Regions from separate parts of the Homo sapiens genome. Here regions 1 and 2 are each linked to region 3. Evidence: chromatin loops called from intact Hi-C (ENCODE). Cell type or tissue: psoas muscle. All regions are shown on one strand. Each heading gives the region's core, and the rest is flanking DNA. Links, peaks and the distances in the headings are about the cores only.

Region 1 (8,241 bases), core at 1,811-6,810, 67 kb before region 3:
ACAATACAACAGCTGTTAACAAATTGTTGTATTGGTATCAATCTAGAACAGTGATTCTCAAACATGGGTAATAGAGGCCGGGGATGCAACTAAACATTTTACAATCTTACAGGACAGCCCTCACAACAAAGAAATATCTAGCCCAAGATGTCAGTAGTGCTGAGAAAAAGAACCCTGTTCTGGAAATATTGAAAGGCAATGCATATGAGGTATATTTGCACATTGAAAGTAGATTTATTTAGAAGAGAGGAATAGATGAATATAAAAGTACCTGGAGAATGTATATCTAGCTGTCTCTCAAGAATATTGTCCCAGAAATATTTGTACTTACTACCTGTGATGGCTAATTTTAATGTGGCAACTTGGCTAGGCCGTAGGATACCCAGATAGTTGGTTAAACATTATTCTGGGTGTTCTGTGATGGTATATTTGCATGAGATTAACATTTAAATGGGTAGACCTGAGCAAAGAGGATTGCCCTTCATAATGTGAGAGGGCCTTGTCCTGTCAGTTGAAGGCCTCAATAGAACAAAAGACTGACTCTCCCCAACCCCCCAAGAGAATTCTGCCTGACTGCCTCCTAACTGAAACATTGGCTCTTCCTGATTCTGTGGCAGCCTGTTGGCCTTCAGACTTGAATTGGGACATCAGCTTTGCAGATTTTGGGCTTTTCAGCCCCATAATCATGTGAGCCAATTCCTTATAATATATATATATATGGTCATATAATCTCCTGTTGGTTCTGTTTCTCTGGTGAACCCTGAGTAATACACTATCTGTGAAGCTCCTTTTAGTCTGGGATTTGAGTTAGTTGGTTTTGTTGTTTTATAAACAGTCTAAGAAATACTATTCTCATTGGTTTTTTGCTGTAATTACCCTCTTGCTAGGCATTATCTATGTAATATAATGCCATCCAATCCAATGTTGGAATAAGTATTTGAATCACAAACATACCCCAATGTTGTGTAGGTCAACCCTGTTCTTATAATCTAATCTCATAGCCTTTTACTGCCTTTTAAACCCAAGCTCTTGACCATGTTTTATTTAGTAAAACAAATGGTAAATGTTAACTAGAAGTGTTCACTGCCATCTCCTCACACAAGGCTGTTTGATACCAACAACCGTACTAGTTGCCACCTCCAAATTAGATTCAAATGTCATGCTGAAAATTTCCCGTTGGTATTTTGCTTTTTATACAGTTTGTAAATGGAAAGCTTTAACTCCGAATTGGAAACTTCCTAGTGTAAGCATTTGCATCAATTTTGTATTCTTTCAAACTAGGTACATTTGCCAAAGTCATTACTTTCTTTGATACAAAAATAGTCCAGGATGGCTTCTCTGACTAATGTAAATTAAAAGGGAAGATTAGAAATTCACATGCTCCCTAATTTTAAAAATTCTAATTCTAAATCCTAAATGCCAGTTTTAAAAGAAGTAATTATTAATTATTAATGGCCTAAGGAAACTAATGTTAGTGGATTTCTAACAAGGGAAAAAACCCAAAACCAGACCTAATACTGTACTTCAATATTGAACATCTCATTGATTATCTTCCTCTTCCTTTCTCTTGTCTCATTTGGGGTACCCCAAAGCATGCACTTAAGACAGCTTAGGAGGAGATGTTTTTAATCCACATTTTCTACTAGAGCCTTTTTTGTGGATGAAAAAGAAATTGGAAGCTGCTGAGATGAGACATCTGTGTTCTACAATTTCCTGTTTGCTGCTCTCTTCCTCATTATCACAAATAGCAAAGTTAGCTATGATCTGAGAGTATTTTTCCAATTTAGTTTATATTCATGTTAAGCAACAGCCACATTTGGAGAAAAGCTGACAGCCCTTTTATTTTTTTTTATTAATCTCCAAGGATTTAGGCAAGTTCCTAAAGATAAATCCATTTCCCCCTCTCAGGAAGGGCTTGCCTTGAATTACTCACCAAATCCCAGAAATAGCCCATCGTGATTGCTTCCTAGTGTCACCAGATGTTGGTTTCTGCAGACCTTGCTGGGGACTATCCATCCTAGGCATGACATTTAACACAAGAACCTTTTTGATCCTAAGTCAGTTATACTCAGTAATGGCTGGTTGGAGACAGCTGAGCTCCTGCTAAATACCAGCTCTGGTTAAGGAATAATCCGGGAAGCAGAAAGACTTTGCAACTTCAAAGGAAGGGTTCACATAATTCATTTCACATTACCATTATGTGGTATTACTATGAGTAAAAATGTTCTAAATGTCCCAAAAGTATCCGAGTCACCTGCAGGACCGAAATGGAGGAGAGAGCACAGCACTGCCTGTCCAGATTACTAGACAACTCTGCCCTGAAGCAGCAGGAGTTACCCATCCACCGGCTATATTTCACGGCCAGGAGAGTCCTCTTTGTCTTTTTCGCAACAGGAATATTCTGCCTTTGTATGGGCATCATCCTTATATTGTCTGCAAGGAGCACTCAGGAAATAGAGGTTTGTCCCATCTTACAATTTGAATGCAGTTTCTGAGAATGTTCAGCTTTGGCACCATACGTGAGAATGGTTAGTTTGAGAACACAGGCCCTCAAGAGGGTATGGATAAGACGGGAACATCCCTGTTTCTGCTGGCAAGCACAGATGGTGACAGAGCCTGTGTAGAGTGGCTTTGTTCATCTCTGCTCCCTCTTGAGGGCAGTTACTCTCATGCCAGTGAGCTCAGACATATTTGTGTACAAGGGATTGACAAAGTTAGAAGCTTTTTTTTTTTTTTTTTTTTTTTTTTCCGAGATGGAGTCTTGCTCTGTCACCCAGGCTGCAGTGCAGTGGTGCGACCTTGGCTCACTGCAACCACCGCCTCCTGGGTTCAAGCAATTCTACTGCCTCAGCCTCCCTAGTAGCTGGGATTACAGACGACTGCCACTATACCCGGCTAATTTTTTTGTATTTTTAATAGAGATGAGGTTTCATCATGTTTGCCAGGCTGGTCTTGAACTCCTGGCCTCATGATCTGCCCGCCTTGGCCTCCCAAAGTGCTGGGATTACAGGCGTGAGCCACCATGCCTGGCTGAAGCTTTCTTTTTTTTTTTTTTTTATGCTGGCAGGGAAGAGAGCAAGTGACCAATAGGGGAAGAAGGAGAGTCAAGGCCACATGACTGCCAGAGACCCATGAGTCATATTGATAAAAAGAGTAAAGTGTCCAAGATACAGATCTTCAATATTGCCCCACATTCAAGCATTGTGTCTTTCCCTTTGCAAATGAACTCCCTCTGAGATCCAGGAAAGACAAGAGCCCAAGTCTTTCTGGCATCTTAAGGATATTTAGCAAAGCTAAGTTCTACTCAGAGTGAGAAAAGCTGGTGCTAAGGGCAGACCTCTCAGGCACAAGCCTTTTGCCAACTTAATAAGCTGTTGGAGGATGAGAATCCCTGAAGCTGGTCTAGAGAGGGAAGACAAGAGCTAGTCTAAGGCTTGATTGGCCATGCCCATATTCAGTCTAATTATTAAGTATATGTTTCATCCATATCAACTCCAGGCAGATTTCTGGACATCCCAGACCGCATGAGCTCCACTCTGCAAGAAGTAACCATGGAAAGCTGATCTATTCCCTCTCCCGACATGGCTGCTGGCAAAATTAAGATTAAGGCCAAGTCTACCAACATTGGTTTAAAATTTATGAGTGTCGCCTGGGTGCGGTGGCTCATGCCTGTAATTCCAGCACTTTGGGAGGCTAAGGCAGGCGGATCACCTGAGATCAGGAGTTCAAGACCAGCTGTGGTGAAACCCTGTCTCTACTAAAAATACAAAAATTAGCCGGGCATGGTGGCACATGCCTGTAATTCCAGCTACTCAGGAGGCTGAGGCAGGAGAATCACTTGAACCTGGGAGGCAGAGGTTGCAGTGAACAAAGATTGTGCCACTGCACTCCAGCCTGGGTGACACAGCGAGACTCCATCTCAAAATAAAATAAAATTTATGAGTGTCTGAAGGTGCCTACAGGTTCTGTTGACTATGCAGATGAGTAAGATGAGGAAGAGTGGATTTGTGCCCTCAATGAGCTGAGAACAGAATAGGTAAAATACTACGTGGTAAGAACAGAGAGCTTAGCCAGCTGCCTCACCACCCTCTTCCTTGCACATTGCCCAGTATGTGATAGGCACACACTTATTGAAAGAATGGACTAGGTCAGATAGTGCGGAACCCAAAGAGGAAAATGTCTTTTCAGGCTCTACTCTTCCTCCCAAAGCACACTGCTCTGTTGCCTCTCTACTTAACATTTTTTCCTCCCCACTTCCAGCTCCCACCGCTTATCTCCCTAGGAATTAAATGACAGCAAGACCTCCAGTGTTATATGTAAACTCCCACCAGGCTCCACCATGTGGCACAGGCAAAATGGCAGGAGGAGATGAATCTTGCCTTGCTGAAGGGGATAGCAAAGGAATGGGCTCACAACGTTGATGTCCATTTCCACGGAGTTCATGCAATTTACTTTTCTACTTTCTTCCTCACCAATCCCTTTCGTTCTGGTTCTTCCTTCCATGTCATTCTTACTCCCTCCCTTGCAAACCTGCCCCCCACCCCCCCACTGTGGAGTGCAGCCTTCACTAAGAGGTGCCCATGCATGAGAAGGTGACCTCATTCCATTACCAACTATTGGCCATGGCCCCTCCACAAACAGAATGCTTTTATCTCATGAAATCTATGGGCATTTTCCAACTAACATTGTTTCTTTAGTTGCTTCAGACAGGATTGCTTCTGACACTTCATTTTTATACTCGAAAACCAGTGTTTCATTAACCAGTGTATCACTGGGTGATAATATAGAGTGCACACTCCAGGCCAATGTGATCAGGCACAAACATCATAGAAAAGACTTCTGAGTTAGCCTTTCCTCTTCTCACTCAGCCCTGGGACACAAGGATGTGCTCTCTCTGCAGTTCACTTTAAACAAGAATAATTTCTGCCTCTCCAAAATTCTATGACGAGCAGACTGTGATCTTTGCTCCATCTCATAGCTATTCATGTACAAGTCCACTCAAGTAGCAAACTGAGGATACCATCATTGCATAGACAATAGATAAGGGATATTTTTTAGGCAAGAAAGCACCATAGATATCAACTACTCAAAAATTATTTGATCATGAAATATTTTCTTGAATACTACATTGATAGAACTCACAAGAGGAATTCATGAAGTAGCATGTATACTACAATGACCTCACAGATCAATTAATTGCTGCATGAAATGATGCTGATGGGCGAAATGTGGACTCTAGAGGTTAAGCACTTAACTCAAGGTCAGAGATTGGCTGAACTAGAACCCCAGTTTCCTCAGTCACCATTCAGTATGCTGTCTCTCCATTGGGATACAGCCCTGTTCTTTAATGCTTTTTATAAATTGAAATGTAGTCTACAAACAGAAATGGCATAAATATTTTCAAAATAATAGTTCAAGCCTTGCTGTGTATTTAAAGAATGATTTAGCTACATATAAGCATCTAAGTACAATGAAGTGTAGCATTTTCACTAGTCTTCAATTTAGTGTTCACACTTCACCTTTGGGCTTCAAAACCCTTAGTAGCTTTACAAGGATGCAAATTCCTTCTGTCTTCCTTGCTAGTCTTCTCTCCAAAAGAATCCTAACTTCTACTAGCACCTTACCCAGGGGAAAGCCACTCCATTGCTTCCCTGCTTCTCCGCACTCCCATAATCGTCTAATCACTCCTCAACACAGTGAGGGCAAGCCAGAAGCAGCCCACTGCAGCATCCAGGACAGCCCCAGGGCCCCTGAGATGAACATTCTTGCAGATAAGGCAGCAGTGCAGCCCTGTGCCCACCCGCCTGAGCCTCTCCTCCTTACTCTTCTAGCTGCATCTTCACAGAATGCAGTGCCTCAGCCAGAGCTCACAGGAGCCACCAATTTGGGACATACTACCTTTTTTTTTCCTTTTTTTAAGGAGTCCATTAAACCATTTTTCACAGAATTTTACTTTTAAAAAACAGAATGCAGCAGCATTTTAGAACCAGAATAATTCAACATACGTCAATAATCTTACATTTTGGAAACACTTCTTTTTCTGTTTGTTCATTTTTAATAACTTCCTCTGGATGCCATGTAGAATAATTCACTAGTATAAATATCTTCCATACAATAGAATGGAAAAACAGTGAAGTGACTTCCCCATAAAGTTGATTAGACTCAGGCTGTAAGCCTAGTTCTCATGAGTCATTGACTAATACCTTCCTAGCAACTGACACCTCTTTATGATCGAGGGTAAAGCTTCATCACAACAGGTTATATAAATAGGCAACAGAAACACCAAACTCTGGGCCAGTGGCAAAATGCTGCCAAGTCCCCAGATGAAAGACTGTGGGAAGGCCCACGCCTCCTGAACATCCCCAGAAATACTGGCCCTGCACAGTGGGCTGCCCCATTCGTGTCCTAGACTCCATGCCCCTGACCCAGACAGGCGGAGACTTGGGTGGACTCCAGATTTGAATTTTAAGGTATGTACCCATGTAACCTTTTAATTAATCATTTTTTTCCTTGCCTGACAGATTAATTACACAAGAATATGTGCAAATTGTGCAAAACTGCGAGAAAATGCCTCTAATTTTGACAAGGAATGCACCTGCTCTATTCCCTTTTACCTTTCAGGAAAAATGATGGTAGGTGAAATTCAAGAAACTCGGTTGACTTTACACTGATCTATTCCTATGTAACACTTAGCAGTAAGTTCACAATTTCCATGAAATGCTTTCCAAAACTGAAAATATGAAACATAAAGCAGGATGGTGGTGGTGAATCCGAAAGATTGTTGAGTTCATATCCCCTCCCTCCTTTTTGAGTATTATTCTCCTCCTTTGTTTCTAAGTTGCAAGATTCTTTACCTATCCAACTTTGTAACATAAATCTTATCTACCAAACAGGTTTTACTCTAAATATCAGCACAGGGACTTTGTGTGAATTTACATTGAATTTAACCACTCATTTTATGGTGAGAAAATTAATGGGCTAAGAGGTGAAGTAAGTTGGCTAAGGTCACATAGTAGGTTGGTGTCAGGGGTCACACACTTGGGGAAACCTTCCTTGGGTCTCCCCAAGTCATTCCACATGTGCAATTATGTAATTCCCAAGGAGAGAGTCTGGCTGTCCAGCACTGTGAGAAATGCCAAAGAAATATTGAGAGAAGTCCCCACTCATGGGCTGATTTAAGTCTCATGTTAGTCAAGTCCTCTGAGAAGCAGATGCCCAGACAGGGTGAGACATCGGAGAGATTTACTGGGTGAAGCCTCTGAGGGGAAATGGGGAAGGAGCAGGAGGAGGTTGGGAGAGCTCTGACCCTTAGAAAGCAGAGGGGAGGAGAGAAGGAAGGAAGGAGGGAAGGAGAGAAGTGAGGAATATTTTTCAGGAGATGATGAGTCTGGTTTAGAACCAGCTGAATTTGAGGTGGGAGCAGGGCCTTGAGATAGAATGCTCAGTGGGCGGCTCAAGAGAAGGCCTCCCTGTACCTAGATTTAGCCCATGTAGAGTCATTTATGAAGGGGAAGGATGGGGGACCGGTTCAGTGTGGAGAATGCTGCAGGGGGGAAAAGTGTAGAGTCCAGAAACAGAACAGGACCTTAAAGTACACTTGAGGAGTTGAAGGAAATCAAATTTTTTGTTTGATTAAGTCTTGACTAACAAGTAAGACTGTGGAGGCCATGAAAAGGCTCCTCTCAGATCTACTGCAGGGAGTGTAATTGAGGGATATCCCCGGCTGCTGTGCTCTGAAATCACCATGTGTTTGCACCAATATCATGATTTCACAGCCACCTCAGCCAGTGGCTGAGCACAGTAGGGACATCGAGGTAGGTCCTTTCCTGGGAGTGGGGACTCTTCTGATGGATGTCCTTGGGGACTTCCTGTCAGCCTTGCTGAAACTTTAAGAATGCATTGTAGTCTTGGCTCTTCCTCCCTCACTCTCTTCACCCTCTCTTGCTGCCCTCCTTCCTTCCTTTCTTCTTTCCTCTCTCCTTTCGTCTTGAGGGCTCAGAATGCTAAAGTTTTTGGGAAAAAAACAAAAACAAAAACAAAAAGTGCTTCAATTCCCATCGATCAGTGTCCTTCAAAACTAAAACAGCAAATGAAGTGTTACCAGCTGCTAACCATTCCCTTCAGGCAGAGCCTTCTCATAAAAACCCAACTAAACTACTTAGAGCAATCACAGGGCCTTCAGCTCAGCAGCTACCATGCATGACACATGGGGAACCACAGCAATGAATCCACGCAAGGCTC
Region 2 (8,241 bases), core at 1,472-6,471, 140 kb before region 3:
TGGATATACTAATATACTATACTGTTCCTGTCCTAAACAGTCACAAACTTTTTAAAATCTTATTACTCAGAATAATTTTTTATTTCATTACAATAATAGGAGTCAATTCAGAGCTTTACAGCCCAGTTCGCCATATTCTACTTCATCATTCCACCCAAAAAGAAGAAGAAAAAGGCAGTAGCTTATATCTCTTTTAGCAACTAAACTGAATTTTCAAGGGCCAGAAGGAAGAACTCTAGGGTAAGGACCTAGAAGGGCAATGGAGGCAGAAAGAGGATGGTAGGGGGAGGAGTGAAACTTTCCTCTACCTGCATGTTTTCCTGTTTGCTAATACCACTTTCAAACAATAGGTCAGGGCTATGAGTACTCATGTTGAAAATGCAGAATTTTTCTAGAACTTTATTTAAGAGATTACTCCATGAGGCTGTGCGTTAGAGAAAACATTAGCTGGGCTAGTCCCTTAAATATCTAAAACTTAGTTTATCTATCTGCTGAACAGGGAATGGTAATACCTGCCTTTCCTACTACATAGGGTCAAGTGCGTAATTGATATGCGAGTTTTATACACAATATAAAACACCTTGTAGGTATAAATGACATTGTTAATGCCATTATGAAAAGTCTCCTCAACCAAGATGAGAAGCACAGTAGGGCTGCTCTTTCAGTGTAGGCTCCAGTGATTGACCATCAGATTAAACAGAAAATCTTGAACTACTGTCAGATTTGAACCCTAGACTTCTAAGAGGCTATAATACAAATTTTCTTCTGTCTTAGACTTCCTGTCTGACCCAATTCTGAAGAACCAGATGGTATTAGTATGTAAAGTTTTTGTCTAACATCTATAGCTTGCACCAAAATGTCAACATCCCTCAAAGAAGGCTCAAGTATTTGCACTAAAATGTGTTTTCTAATTCAATTATTTGATGCTGAGATGGTATCTAAAATTGTCTCCATATCTATGTTGAACAACATGCACAATACACAGATTCAAATCACTAGTAATCAGACTCTCTGTGCAGATTCCTACACTCAGGGCATCTGGAGACCATGTTTGCCTCATTCACTGTTATAATCCCAATAACCAGCACGGGGCCTGGCACAGAGTAGGCATTCTAAAATAGTTGATGAATGAATGAACAAATGAGCAAACAAACTAAGCTATTACTATAAAAGTGTTCCCCTAATATAACTAAACAAACTTACTGTGTATTGCTGGTAGGCACTAGTTCTACTCTAAGGAAAATAAAAGCTACTAGCACTTTTTCTTTAAATGTTTTTTAATGTAACATATTAGAAAGGTGAAGCGGGTATTACATTGGTAATGAAAATTTTGCTTTAGGTTAGAACATAGAATAATATGGACTGTAATCAGAAGAAAAGAAGATAGAGCCCATTACATTTAGGTTTTTTGCATCCTTGGACCTGCCTGACTCTCGGCAAGTTGCAATGGCAGTCTCCTACAATAGCACTCTATTAAAGGCACCATCATTTCAATGGCACAATAAAATATCTTCATTTCCAGTGCCAGCGCCACTACCTAAGACCAAGTCTTGACTAAATTTATTACTTAAATTTATTGCTAATTTATTGCTTAAATAAAGCTTAAGCAAAAAAGACAATTACACATGAACTTTAATAGAAGGTAAACTCTAAAAATAAATTGTCACTCTTTAAATAATGAATGCTTTTCTTTGCTGCAGAACTTTTACAGAGTATCTTTGTATTGGTTAGTATAAGAATCCAAACCCCACATTGCTTTGGGAAATTACTGAGAAAATTCTCATCAGAGTAGTAGACCTTAATTACCCAGGTGGAAAGAGCCCATGAATATTATTGCTGCCTTTAGAAGTTTTTATTAACAAACAGCTCTTACAGTATTTATGCTGATTTTTAATTAAGCATAATGAGAGTTTCATAATAGTGTCAACTGATAAATGTAGAGAAATGTTTACTTGGAATATTTGGCTTTGGGAGATAGCAGATTGATAAATCAGAAAATGTCATCACAGGAAAAACAAGTTTAACTGTAGCTAAAGGAACATTGCTGTAATTGCAATGCATTCTCTCTAGTATTAACTACACCATGTTCTCCTTTATGCATATCTAATACACACGTGGAATATGGTAGTGTAGTTAAACAGTGTATGTGTTGCACCTCTTCTATTCCTTCCTGAGATGTGAACAGATAATGAATAAAGAAAGATATGTAATCATTAATTGGTATGGAAAGAAAAAAGAATAACTGAATATGTCACAACCATTTTAACTGAACACATATCTCTCTTCAGTGGAGCGCCTATATACAAAACTGTGCAGCCACCCTAAACATTGAATAATCCTCCCATTGAGGAGTACAGTGAGCAGAATTTTCTGTGATATCATTTGGCAGCAGCCTAGCATCATTTCCCATTTATATCCAGATGTGATGTGCCCATGGATATCCAGTCATCTTCTGTGGGGTGTTACAGAACAAGTTCTTGATAGGTATCTCCCAAGACCTGCCAAAAACCTTATCTCAGAAACCTGCTTCTGTTCTCTGGCTCTCATTCATTAAATCTTAACATCAACAGAAGGTAAACAAACAAAAGAAAAAAGATACAATATAGTTGCCATTTGAAAATGTTAGTTTCTTCCATTAATCTTTCCATGAAAAGAGAATTCCTCCTCTGCAATTTAACCTATTCAGTATAATTCTCCATTTTCAACACATTGTGATGATTTTGACACTGTATATTGATCATTCACATCAGCTTACAAAATCAAGCTATTAAGAAGGAAAGCCATTTATCCAAACATACTTTTTCTTTAATTTTTGACTATCCATCTTACTCTTAACAGGATAACAATTTAAAGTTTCATTTTGGTTTTCTTTCATGTGTATCACTATAGTAAAACTTACCTACTGTCAGGATAGTTCCTCTATTTTGCAAGCAACTCTTAGTCATTTTAGCCTAAAAGTCATCATCTGTCATAAGCTCTTAATCATACTACGTTCCCTTGCATAATATTCACAAGATCCTACTTTTGGAGAGTGGTGTTGGCCGCTCCTAGCTGGTGAATAACACAGAAACATCCCAAAGCCTCTTCTCAGCAAGGATGGGGACACTTAGCTTACCGTGCAGGTACCGTGCAGGTGTTGATCACACCTGGTAATTCCTTCTTCTCATCCCCACCAAAATCCAACAGTGGAATCCAGGACCAACAACAACGTTTTCTTCTTCTCTTTTTGGACACCCTCTCAGTTTTTGTTTTGTAGGCTTGAAAGCCACCGAGAGTTTGCAACCAGGGGCCAGTGATAGCTCTGCAAAGGAGAGGCAGTGGGGAGCCCAACAACAAGTAGGCCCAAACACTAAATATTGCCCTCTTCCCTCTCCGGGCAGTGTCCTTCATGCTCTGAAGACAGGCAGCCTTACCAAAACTCTTACCCCACAGCTTGCCAGTCTCTGTGGAAGAAAGGTTCTAACTGGACTGGGCTGCAGGATGAGGTGACCCAAAAGCCAGGAACCATCTGCGCAGAGCAGACAAGTAGAGGCAGGCACAGGCTCCGTGAGCACGTCTGTGTGTGTGTGTGTGTGTCTGTGTATGTGTGTTTGCATGCCTGTGCCCAGCAGCTGCTCTCCAGATTAGAAGACACCACTCTTTGGCCAGCAACTCTGAAACACCCTCTTAGGTAATTTTAAATTCATGTGCACATCTTGGCTGAGAGTAGAAACTTCCCAAGCACAACCTGGGTCCCATTCTTTGCTGTGTTGCTACCCCAGATATATTGTGAACCACAGACAGCAGTGCTAGCACCTTAGGAACAGATGCCCAGATGGACATTAAATTGCACCTCATTTTGTACCCTGCAGCCATGAGCTGATGTAAGCCTTGTTTGTGATTTAAGTAACAAGGGCATGACCCCTTCTTTGACACCCATAACCCAAGGCACTGTAAACATTCGCTATTATTAACGCTGTGTTGGACTCAAACTTGAATGCCTGCCTGTTCCATTTAGTGTCACAGGAGACACGAGGGCAAAGTGCTGAGGAAACTCTAGAGCAACATCGGAATGCATGGTGGTATGTTTATTATTATTATTTGACATTTTGTTTTATATTATTCAAGTGTTAAGAAAACCTTCATACTTAGGATTGCTAAAATTTGAAGCATCTAATTTTCTTTAAGTAGGATCACTTGTTCAGATTGAGGGGTTGGATAGAAGGGAGGAGTTTGTTCATTTATTCAACAAATATATATTTCAGCATCCATTATGTATCAGATCACTTACCAGACATGCCTACCACCTGCCCAGTGCTCAAGTCATGCATTATCTAATTTAATCCTCACAGCAGCCCTTTAAATTAGTCCTACTCCTGGTGATCTAATGAGAAAACCAAAGATCAGAATAATTTAATAACTTCCTAGGATCTCACAGATGATAGATATAAGACTGAGGATTCAAAATTGAATCTGAGTTACTCCAAAGCCCATGCTCTTTATTTTTAATTTTTAACATCAAAATAATTTCAGACTTATAGAAAAAATACAGGAATAATAAAGAATTTCCATATGCTCTTCACTAAGGTTCTCCAATGTTTAACATTTTACCACTGGTTGTATTCTCCCTCTCTTTCTCTTTCTCTCTCTCTCTCTCTGTCTCTCTCTCTCTCTCTCTCTCTCTCTCTCTCTCTCTCTCTCTCTCTCTCTCTGTCTCTCTCTCTCATCCTCCTTTCCACCCGTGAGTTTATTTTGGTGTGTGTATATTTTTTTCTGAATTAATTTATATACTTTAGTGTGATTATCTTAAAAATGTAAGTATACTCTTCTACATAACCACAGTATAACAATTAAATTCAGTAAATCAACTTTACTTTCTAATCCATAGATCCCATTCAACTTTTCACCAAATGTCTCAATAATATCCTTTATAGAAAAAAAATGGTTTTTTAGTCCACGATTATGTGTTGCATTTAGTTGCCTTGTCTCTACGTTCCTTCAATCTTGAACAGTTCTGTAATCTTCCTTTTTTATATGTGACCTTCACATTTTTGAAGAGTACGTTTTGTAGAATGTTCCTTAGTTTAGATTTGTGTGATGTTTCCTCATTGTGAGATTGAAATTGTGTATTTTTATGGCAGGAATACTACAGAAACAATGCTGTATTCTTCTTAATCATATCAGGAGTCACATAAACGGAGTTAGTCTTGTAACCAAACCCACTTGCTTAAGGTGGTATCTGTTAGATTTACTGTAAAATTATGGTTTTTCCTTTTGCAGTTAATAAATATTTTGTGGGGAGATACTTGGAGACTAGGTAAACATATTGCTCTTAAATAAACTTTCTTAGAGTGAAGAAGAGCATTCCCTTCTCCTCACTTATTTTTGTGTTTATTTATATCAACATGAGCTCATAAATTGCTGTTTTATTGAATGAGTTATAAATCACTAATATCATTATTTATTTTAATGCTCAAATGATCTCAGATGTGGTCCTCATGTTTTTCTGAGTACTTTCTTACCTTCTGGCACAAGAAAATGTTCCATAAGCATCTTGTACTTTCTGTGCCCAACTCTGGAATTAGCCATATCTTCAAGAAGACCTCCATCCATTATGGAAAATGGTATTTAGAAACCAAGATCTGGGGATTGCGTGAGCTCATTGCTTCCAGGCCCTTTCAGGTAATAGGCTAGGAAACACAAACACACACGCGCGCCTATATCTGTTGCTCTGTCTATTTATATTAAAGACTATGAGATCACACTGATAGCTGCATTTCCAATCTAACACCATAGACATAATCTGGCTTTTAACCCTTTCCATATTTGTAACTCCTTTCCCCAACAGTGAGGATAAGGTGGTTTCTGTTATCCTCAGAATACTTATGTATTTGCTCATTGCCCCTGTGGGTAAGGGCCCCTTTGGCCCTTAGTCTTTTTGGCCCCATCATCCCTGATTTCTCAAGGAAAAGGAAAGGAAGTAGTCAAAATTTTTTAAATAAAAAAGAAGGAAATGATGAGAATAAGAGTTTCATGTTCTTTCTATACCATAAAGTATCTGTATCTTCATGGCAAGGTAGGTATTAGAAATCATCATGCAATCTCTGTGAAGGTGTGAAGATGTCATGGAAACAAAAGTTTATAAAGACTGAGGGAAGAGTTCAATTATTTATTCACATAAATAAATAATTGCCATGTGTCAGGCACACTGTGAAAGATAGACGTAGCCCTTGCCCTTGTGAACCTATAATCTAGTGGATTATTTTTATTATAGTTGCTATTTATTATGTCACACTTTGGCAACACTACATTAAGTACATTGAGCACTTTATTTATGTTATTTGATTTTAATTCAGACAGAAACCCTATGGGAGAAATAGTCTTTTTTTCCAACTTTACAAAAAACGGAACTGAGGTTTTGAAAGATTAAGTAATCTTTCCAACATCACTGAGATAATTAGTAAGAGACCGGGATCTGCATTTAGTTTAGTCTGACTTCCGAGGCCTAACTCTAAACACTAGGGCTATATGAGAAAAAAATAAGGTGGAATTATTCATCATGGTGGCATCCAGAAGGAATCATGATTTTTAAAATCTTGAATGCAAACTCTCCTATAGAACTGTGCTATCCAGTACATTAACTACTAACCACGTATGGTTATTAAGAGCATAAAGTGTGGCTAATTCAAATGGAGATATGCTGTAATTATGAAATACACAGCAGATCTCAAAGACATTAGAAAACAACTAATGTAAAATATCTCAGTAATAATGTGTATATTGATTACAGGTTGAAAGATAATACTTTGGATAAATTGGGTAAAACAGATACACTTTTTTTTTTTACCATCACAATAGCCAAAAGGTGGAAACAACCCAAATGTCCATCAATGGATAGATAAACTGCAGTATATATATATATATATATATATATATACATATATATATATATATATATATATACACATACAATGGAGTATTACTCAGGCTTAAAGACGATTGAAATTCTGATACATACTACAATATGGATGAACCATGAAGGCATGCTAAGTGAAATAAATTAGGCACAAAAGGACAGATACTGTTATGATTCCACTTATATAAGGTACCCAGAATTGTCAAATTCATAGAAATAGAAAGTAGAATAGGGTTATCAACAGCTGGTGGGAAGGAATGATGGGGAGAATTGTTTAATGGGTGTAGAATTTCATCTGGGGATGATGGGAAAATTCTGGAAATAGAGAGTAGTGATGGTTGCATACCAGTGTAGTTGTACTTTATTTCACTGAGTTGCACACATGAAAAGGGTTAAAATGGTAATATGTTCTGTGTATTTACTATTATTTTTAAAAATTGGTTTTACTATTTCTAGAAAATTTAACATAACATACACGGCTTATATTATATCTCTATTAGATAGCATTGCTATAGTATTGTATTATTAATACAGAAAATTAGTTATTTAAGAGATTTTGAGATATTAAATGATCCTACATTAGACTTTTCACCTCCTGATCAGTCAGCTTTGAAAGAGTTACAGGACAGCTTTTCACTTACAGTTGTATTAGTGACATAGACTTTTGAAATTAACTTTATGAAACTAGCCATTTGTTGTTTTAATAGTTCATTTTCCAGTTGCAGAGTATCCATGCGGCCTCTGTTCAAGCACTAACATAATTGTCTCAGCCTATGTAGATCCTACAATATAATTATCTTAAAATTCCATCTCCGTTTAAGCTTCCTTGGGTCCATGGAATTGATATTAGTTCATCAGTTAACTTTCAAAAGTTGACCCCTAGGACAGAAACTCTTCCCCTTTCCTGTGGCCTTTCTGTCACAGCATCTACCAAAAATAGGTATCTGTATGGGGAGGAAAGGAGGGAATGTATTGGGCTGACTCTTAGATATCATCCTACAGATAACTGAAAGAATTGTGAGTCCATAAACAGAACACATTCTCTAAAGATGTCTTAGTCCCACCCACTGACAGGTGACCAAGCAACCAAATAAAGAAGGGAAATATCAAGAAAAACATTCCTAATCTTTTGGTGGTCGTGTTGTTGTTTTTTTTGTTTCGTTTTTTGTTGACTCTCTGAGCTTCGGTTTCCTCCTCTGTGAAGGTTTTGCACTGAAAAAGATGTCTTAGTTCTATTTTAGTACTAACATTATGTGAGTCTGTGAATTAATGACTTTAAAATGATTCAGGGAAGCCTAATACTGTGCTTTTTGCTAGATTTTACAATTATTACTGCACATGTCTGC
Region 3 (8,241 bases), core at 1,352-6,351:
AAGATCACGAGGTCAGGAGTTCAAGACCAGCCTGACCAACATGGTGAAACCCTGTCTCTACAAAAGATACAAAAAATTAGCCTGGCGTGGTAGTGTGTGTCTGTAATCCCGGCTACTCAGAAGGCTGATGCAGGAGAATCACTTGAACCCGGGAGGCAGAGGTTGCTGAGATCGCACCATTGCACTCCAGCCTGGGCAAAAGGGCGAGACTCGGTCTCAAAAAAAAAAAAAAAAAAAGCCAGGTCACCTCTCGAATGCTTTGCTGCTTTGAAGTTTCTTCCTTCAGATACCCTAAATCATCTCTCTCAAGTTCAAAGTTCCACAGAACTCTAAGGAAGGGGCAAAATGCTGCCAGTTTCTTTGCTAAAGCATAGCAAGAGTGACTTTTGCTCTGGCTCCCAATAAGTTCCTCATCTCCATGGGTGACCACCTCAGCCTGGACTTCATTGTTGATATCACCATCAGCATTTTGGTCAAAACCATTCAACAAGTCTCTAGGAAGTTCCAAACTTTCCATCATCTTCCTATCTTCCTAACCCTCTAAACTGTTGCAACCTCTGCCCATTACCCAGTTTCAAAGTCACTTCCACATTTTTAGGTATCTTTATAGCAGTGCCCCTATTCTGCTGGTACCAGTTTTCTGTATTAGTCCATTTTCACACTGAGACTGAGTAATTTATAAAGGAGAGAGGTTGGACTCACAGTTCCACATGGCTGGGGAAGCCTCAGGAAACTTACAATCATGGTGGAAGGTGAAAGGGAAGCAAGGCACATCTTACATGGCAGCAGGAGAGAGAAAGAGAGCAAAGGGGGAAGTGCTACGCTTTTAAACCATCAGATCTCATGAGAACTCACTTACTGTCATGAGAACAGCATGGGGGAAATCCACCCCCATGATCCTGTCACTTCCCACCAGGTCCCTCCCCTGACACGTGGGGATTAAAATTGCACATGAGATTTGTGTGAGGACACAGAGCCAAACCATATCGATTATCTCATTTTATCCTTATAATAATCCAGGTGATACAGATAGTAAGAGCACCCATGCTTCACTTTACCAATGGAAAATCAGAAATCCAGAACACTTCAGTAACCTCACTGTGCTTACACACCTAGTTTGTGTCAAAGCTGCATTAGAACCTTCCTCCAAATCTTTTCTGAGCCCAGAGAGTTATTTACCTGGGGGATATTAAAAGGAATAATGAGTGACAGCAACAAGTGCTAAAAGAAGCCACAGTTGGGTATCTGCCAAGCTTTGTAGAACTGACATGAGATTGAAAAGTAAAAACACTGTAGTAGAGAAAAGCAATCAAGAGAAGGATTATAAATGATAAAAATTATTTGTATTGGCCGGGCATGGTGGCTTATGCCTGTAATCCAAGTATTTTGGGAGGCCAAGGCAGGCAGATCACCTGAGGTCAGGATTTCAAGACCAGCCTGGTCAACATGGTGAAACCCCGTCTCTACAAAAACACAAAAAATTAGCCGAGCATAATGGTGGGTGCTTGTAACCTCCAGCTACTCAGGAGGTTGAAGGAGGAGAATTGCTTGAACCCAGGAGGCAGAGGTTGCAGTGAGCTGAGATCACTCCAGCCTGGGCGACAGAACAAGACTCCGTCTCAAAAAAAAAAAAAAAATTATTTGTATCTTGCTCTCATTTTAAGAGAGTATATGGTTTGTGTATGTTTGTGTATCCTTTTGTGTATGTTTAGGACAATTTTAATAAAGTTAATAAGAATCTTTCAGGTGTTCCTTTGCCACTGGTGGATCAGACCAGAGTTAAGTACTTTCCAAATCCAAGGGAAAAACTACAATTCCTTTTTGAAATCACAATGGCTATTTTACCATAAACAAGGTAATTTACAAATAACTGTTTCTTTGTTGAAACCTGCTGATCACTTATTTTCCTTTTCTTTCCTTCTTCTTTTTTCTTTTGAAATAATAATTCACAAAACAAATTCCTAGTCTTTTTTTTTTTTAAGACACAGTTTTGCTCTTGTCACTCAGGCTGGAGTGCAATGGCACAATCTTGGCTCACTGCAACCTCCGCCTCCTGGGTTCAAGTGATTCTCCTGCCTCAGCCTCCCAAGTAGCCGGGATTACAGGCGCATGCCACCACACCTGGCTCATTTTTGTATTTTTAGTGGAGACGGGGTTTCACCATGTTGGCCAGGCTGGTCTCGAACTCCTGACCTCAGGTGATCCACCCGCCTCAGCCTCCCAAAGTGCTGGGATTACAGGCATGAGCCACTGCGCCCGGCCAAATTCATAGTCTTTAAATAAAACCTGAAAAATATGGAAAGAATAAAGAAGACAATGAACATCACTTAAAATGTCCCTGCTGTATTTTGGCTTTGGATCTTTCTATTCTTTTACCTGTGTATACATATATGTATGTATATTCATTCCCTTATCCTAACCTTAACACCACACCATGCCCCTAGGTCTGAAAGTCGTAATTATAATTCAACCCAGGAAATGTATGCAACTCGAAGGCTCCTATATTGACAGGTAATGAAGGCAGTCTTTATTAAAAGTCCACCTCTTACTCCCAAAATGAATTGGCAATATGAAACTTCTTAAATCTCTTCTTGGATCTTACAGGATTAGGCCCCAAATTTAGTTCTTCCATGTTTATTTTTGTTAATAAATCCTTAGGAGCAACTCCTGTGGCCCTTGCTTGAAGGAAAAGCACCTGACATGTGAATTGGATGACTTTTGACAACGGAAGACAGGGCCATCCTTGAGTATTGGATCATGGAGGCTCCCAATTCCCCTACCTGTGAGTTGAATTCGGAAGCCACATTGAGCAGAACTGAATTTCTGAAATGAATCTGAGTGAGAATAAACCTCCCTAGCAATGTCAGACACCAGGACAAACCAGGTTTGGGGAGCAAGTCTTTAAACAAGAACCATATCTGACTGACTCTATCCAGTGGGGACACATCCCAGGGCAGAATCCCATTTGCTTGAAGTCCAGTATTGGGATAGTGAATCTTTCTCCTCTTAAAAGTTACTGATGCAGTGGCATATGGCTGGCAGACTTCAGTACTTGCTAAAAGAATACCTCATGTGTTTATGTCACACAAACCAGTATGTCTGGACAATGTTACAAATGTAGCTAAGCCACAGAAATAGTTTTCTATACAATATTTTAAAATTTGAGATGGTAAAAGGATAGGAATATAAAACCAGAAGTACATAATACTTGAAAGCAGCTGGTAAAATACAACAGGTGTCCGCAGATTCAAAAGCTATTCTTGGTAAAAAGACTCCTAAACAGTCTTCCTAAAATTGCATTATTTTCTAAGCTGCCCCTGACAGATCCCAGGGTCGTTTAAGGGACATAAGGAGCTTGGCAGCCAACTTGCTCCAATGGCTCCCCACTGGAGTTACATGAGTGCCACCTAGTGACACTTGTTAAAGCTGAAGGGGGCCCGGATAGACCATCTAGCTCAATTTACCTCATCTGAGGAAACTGAGGCCCCGATATCAGAGATAACTTAAACAGGGCCACACATCTACCTGGCTAGTGGCTGAGCTAAGGCTAGGAATCAGGCGTCTTGCTTCATGGTTCCCTCAACTGGAGATAATCTCTGGAGTTTGGGAGTCGGGAGTCCTGCCTACTGCACTGTGCCAGAAAATAAAGCCTAAACCTTTCAGGGCCTCAGGTTACCCAGGCATTAAACTCATAAAATAGTATTTGTTTCAAGTCTTTGAGACACATGAGTGTCAGAGAACAGAACCTAAAAGTTGGTAAAAGTGCCCATAGGCATTTAGTCTGCTTTCCTCCACCGTGAGTGACTGCCCCTGAAACAGGTGTACAAGTAATCACATTATTTCCTACAACCAAGGTCCAAAGTCATCAACCTTAATTCAGGGGCAATGCATCAGTTATAGCCTTTTTAGCACCTTCTGCAGGTCTGACACCATCTTAGAGATCAGTTGTAATAAAAGTATCATTGGAACCACTCAAGTTTTGATTTCCAGAAGTCAGATGTTCTGCAGTTCTCCAGTTCGAGTTTCTATTTCAAGATTAGTCTAGGCCAGTGGTCCTCAATGCTGCCTGCACATTAGCACTGCCTAAGAAACTTTTAAAACTCACCTGTGCTTGTGTCTGACCCTAGACCAGCAGAATCAGAATTCCCGGGGGTGACGTTCCCACATCGTTTTATGTGTGTATGTTTTTAAGTTCCTTGGATTATTCCAATGCTAAGAGGATTGAAAAACATAGTGCTGGGCTGAGCTTGTGCTAAGAAAGAGAAAGAAGAGATAAATGTAGGAAAGGTGGGAGGTAGATAAGACCATTCCCTCTAAATCCTGGAACAGAACTTGGTCTGTACTCAAGTGCTCAATAAATGATTGCTGAAACTTGTCCAATGTGAGGTGGTATGATGAGAATGAAGGAGTTCACAATCTATTCATGATTTTAGGATTCTTTATAGCCTCACATAAGAAACATTTACAAAGAACCACAAGTAAACTTAAAAGTAGGAGAAGCCGGTAGACATGTCCATGTAGATCAAGAAGAAATGTTTTAAAACCTGAACACTATTCAAGTCTACATTACTCTCTGCTTTCCTTCTCCTTTCCCATTTTTAACTTCTTGATTCCTCCATTCAACTCACATATTATGTATCTACAGACACATATGATAAAGGGACCGGCTATATTCCAAAAGGCTTTGCTGTCATTCTCTGAGGAAGAGACAACTGAGCTGAGCACTGAAGTAAGAGTAGGAGGTAACTAGATGCTATGTGTACATATGTTGGGGCCCAAAGGTGTGCAGGGCTGGGTGATCTTTCAAGACAGAAGAGACAGCAAAGGCCACATGTTGGGAAAGAGTATGGCTTATTCAAAGAACACAGAGGAGACCAGTATAAGGGAAAGAAGAACATGGTGTGGAAAGGGACTGGAATGTCCAGGAGGGCCTTGTCCATTTGCTTTCATATACATACATACCATGTACCACCATACCATGTACATACCAAATAGGCTGAAGACAAATGGGCTTTCTCTCTGCTGACAGATTATCACAGAATGCTTTGAAAATATTAATACTTTTTAAAATAATAAATGCTTTGAAAATATTAATACTTTTTAAAATAATAATGTTTTTTATGGCAACATTATTGTTATAGTAATAATGGGTTGGAAATGGAGATACAGGAGTTACCAGATTATAAGTGAGAATTAACAACAGAGAATTTATTATTGTCCAGAAAAAAAGTGTGAGCAAAATTATAGAGAATAAATTATTTATCCAAACTTTTGGATGCTTTTGTATCTGTAGTCACTTTTATGTTCATGATATCCTAAGAATTCTTTTTGTTTACTTTTGTATTTTCCTTATGTAAATTTGAGATGTGAAAATGACAATGACAAGCTGTACAATTTAGCTTGGGTATTAGAGAAATCAGCTTGTAAATAACATATCCAGATAAATTGTAATATATACCTATATTTTTAACACAAATTGTCAAAAGCGTATATCATATAATTCCATCCAATTACCTTAGATGATTCCTTGCTAACTATTTTATTTGGCAACACATATATATACCAAAAAGGAAGGGTGAATACAAGTGTATAAGGCAAATGGAGATAAATTATACATCAAGAATAGCACTGCCATTGTCTGAAGGATACTATTTTCAGATTGTGTCTGTATGTGTGTGCGTGTCCTTAGAGCCGTTAGTTCATGAAACAGCAGGAAGTTCAGTTTTAAAAACTAAGGCTAGTTCCAGCTAACATATTGTTTACTATCCCTATTTCCAACCAGGAATTACTCAACCCCAATAAAAGCCTTTTGCCTGGAACATTTGGGAACAAAATTGGAATGAGCAAAGGGTTAAACAGACTCCCACATTAAAGCACAAACATCTCAAACCTAAGAATGGGTCAATCCCTATCCAAATGTTTATTTTGGGTCCATCTATAAAACCTATTTAGAGTCAACTTCAATTAGAGAAGATGACTACTAGAAGGATAATGCAGAAACAGAGTTTCCAGCTTTTTTTTTTTTTATCAGTTTGCTCAACATTTTAAAATGAATTAAAAGCAGATGTTGAAATTGCTGCCAACTGTTCACTTGTCATCTGTGAATGGGAATTAACTGGGTTTTGTTCATCATTCAATCAAATGTTAAGCTTCAGTAGTTTAAAGAGCCTGGGAATGCAGGTCCTGATGGGATTTTAAAACGACAAACAACTGAAGTAATTTTGATAAGTGTGAAACCATTTGTCCTTGTAAGATAAAAAGGGAAATTCTTGGGAAAGTTTAGAATTCTGAAACTCTCACACAATAGCTGCAGAAACAAAAATCAATATTTTGTTATTTAACAAGAACTCTTAAGCACTATCTATATGTTCTGCCCTGCATTTGGTGCACTGGAGGCTACAGGGGAACTTAAAAATAGTTGTCATTCTCAGAGTTAAAGAATATAAGATGCTGTAGTGCCCAGATGAGAGTGCCTGTTGATGGTCCTAAACTAGGTCAGAGGCGACAGAATGTAAGAAGGGCTGAGATGATATGAGCAGGAATCTCAGGGGAAAGTTTCACTGAACAATGAAGAATGTGTAGGATTTAATATTACTTCATGTGGCAGCCAGCCTCTGAGATGGCCCCCAGTGATTCTTGTCTTTGGGTATTCAAGTCTTTGTTGTGGTTCCTTCCCACATTGAATAAGGCTTACCAATAAGATATTGCAGAATTTACGACTTCTGAGGGTAGGTAATAAAAAAAATGTTGTAGCTTCAATCTTGGTCTCTGTTGAACTCTTACTCTGCGGGAAGCCAGCCACTATGTCAAGAGGATGTTCAAGCAGCCCATGGAGAGGCTCATTTGGGGAGTATCTGAGGCCTCCTGCTAACAGTCAACACCAACTCATCAGGCATGTGAGTGAGCCACCACGGAACTGGATCCTCCAGCCCCACTGAAGCCTTTAGATGACTGCATGACTGCAACCCTGGCCAACATCTTGCCTCTGACCTCAAGAGACCCTAAGCCAGAACATCTAGCTAAGCTGCTTCTAGATTCCTGATGCACAGAAATTATGAGTTAAGTGTTTATTGCTTTAAGACATTGAGTTTTGGGGTAATTTGTTGTGCAGCAGTAGATTAAAACATCTTACTAGGTCTTTGTCTTTATCTAAGAATGCACGAAAGTCAAGAAAAGGCTGCACGAATATGGAATAAATGATCAAGAGCTATGTTATTTCTCCATCTCTTTTTAACAAATGCTAAAATAATATTACAATGAAAACTGAATTAAATTCTACTCACATAACAACTATGACTATGCAGATGAGTTCATAATCCTTACCTGTCCCTGAACCCAACCAGCCATTTCTATATAGGTGAATAGCTTAATCCATTACAAAAGTACTACAAAAAATTCCCTAGTTCATTTTACAAATATTTATGGAGATTCTACTATGTGTCATAGGCATGGTACAAATTAAGTACATGTAATACAGTATAAATTACATAATTATATGGCTCAGAACACCAAATAATAAATGAAAAATCTTTTTATGTTCTCTATAATTTAATTTAAAACTAAGACATTTTAATTTTCTTGTTATAAGAAATACGCTTTGATTTTATCCAAGGATAATATGAAATAATACACCTTCCCATTTGGATGTGGGAACTACAATTAGATGCACAAATGCAAGCAGGGGACGCACTCCAAGATTTCATAATGAAATCTTCTCTAGTTCTTGAAAAGCATTTTTGTTTTGTTTTAAGCAGAGGTCCATTATTAGAATTTAACAAATTCTACTTGAGGGAGTGAGGCCCTGTCTCAGAAAAATAAAAATAAAATAATAATAAAGAAAAATGGTTTGGCCAACATGGCAAAACCCCGTCTCTACTAAAAATACAAAAATCAGCCGGCCGTGGTGGCACACGCCTGTGGTCCTGGCTACTTGGGAGGCTGAGACGGGAGAATCACTTGAACTTAGGAAGCAGAGGTTGCAGTGAACTGAGATCATGCCACTGTACTCCAGCCTGGGTGAGAGTGAGATTCTGTCTCAAAAAAAAAAAAAAAAAAAAAAAATCCGCTAGAAGACACTATCGCTAAACAATTTTGGTTGAAATCTTGTCCCCAATGGGTTATACATCACTAAGATATTGACCCTATCTAGAACTGGCTCCCTAATTTGTGAGGCCTAGTGCAAAATTAAAACCAGTGGCTCCTTGTTCCCAAATTATTAAGAATTTCAAGATGGCAACACCA

What was found. Peaks named below come from ENCODE experiments on the same cell type or tissue, not always from the same donor. Only the 100,000 strongest peaks of a DNase experiment are listed, where the experiment ranks them.
Region 1: a loop joins it to region 3, with 2.4 times the contacts of the local background. A loop is called at or near these places in 5 of 110 quality-filtered maps.
Region 2: it touches region 3 in a loop (4-fold over the local background); 2 of 110 quality-filtered maps call a loop at or near these places.

The regions. Positions count from the first base shown.
Region 1 is chr3:100,183,420-100,191,660 of GRCh38, forward strand. It overlaps the pseudogene TMEM30CP. Among named protein-coding and RNA genes, the nearest start is that of FILIP1L, 73 kb to the left of the region's middle. RefSeq lists an enhancer at 2,946-3,240. In psoas muscle, for the core only: no CTCF peak of the experiment used is centred there; no DNase peak of the experiment used is centred there.
Region 2 is chr3:100,110,938-100,119,178 of GRCh38, forward strand. The region is part of intron 1 of CMSS1 (cms1 ribosomal small subunit homolog); the gene reads left to right. FILIP1L (filamin A interacting protein 1 like) reads right to left here and starts at 3,564. Exons shown (of 6, transcript NM_001387850.1): 1 at 3,116-3,564. In psoas muscle, for the core only: no CTCF peak of the experiment used is centred there; a DNase peak (open chromatin) is centred at 3,584; H3K4me3 peaks cover 3,669 bases; H3K27ac peaks cover 5,000 bases.
Region 3 is chr3:100,250,963-100,259,203 of GRCh38, forward strand. No RefSeq gene overlaps it. Among named protein-coding and RNA genes, the nearest start is that of TBC1D23, 5.9 kb to the right of the region's middle. In psoas muscle, for the core only: a CTCF peak has its summit at 3,419 (motif pointing left); a DNase peak (open chromatin) is centred at 3,379; H3K27ac peaks cover 3,509 bases.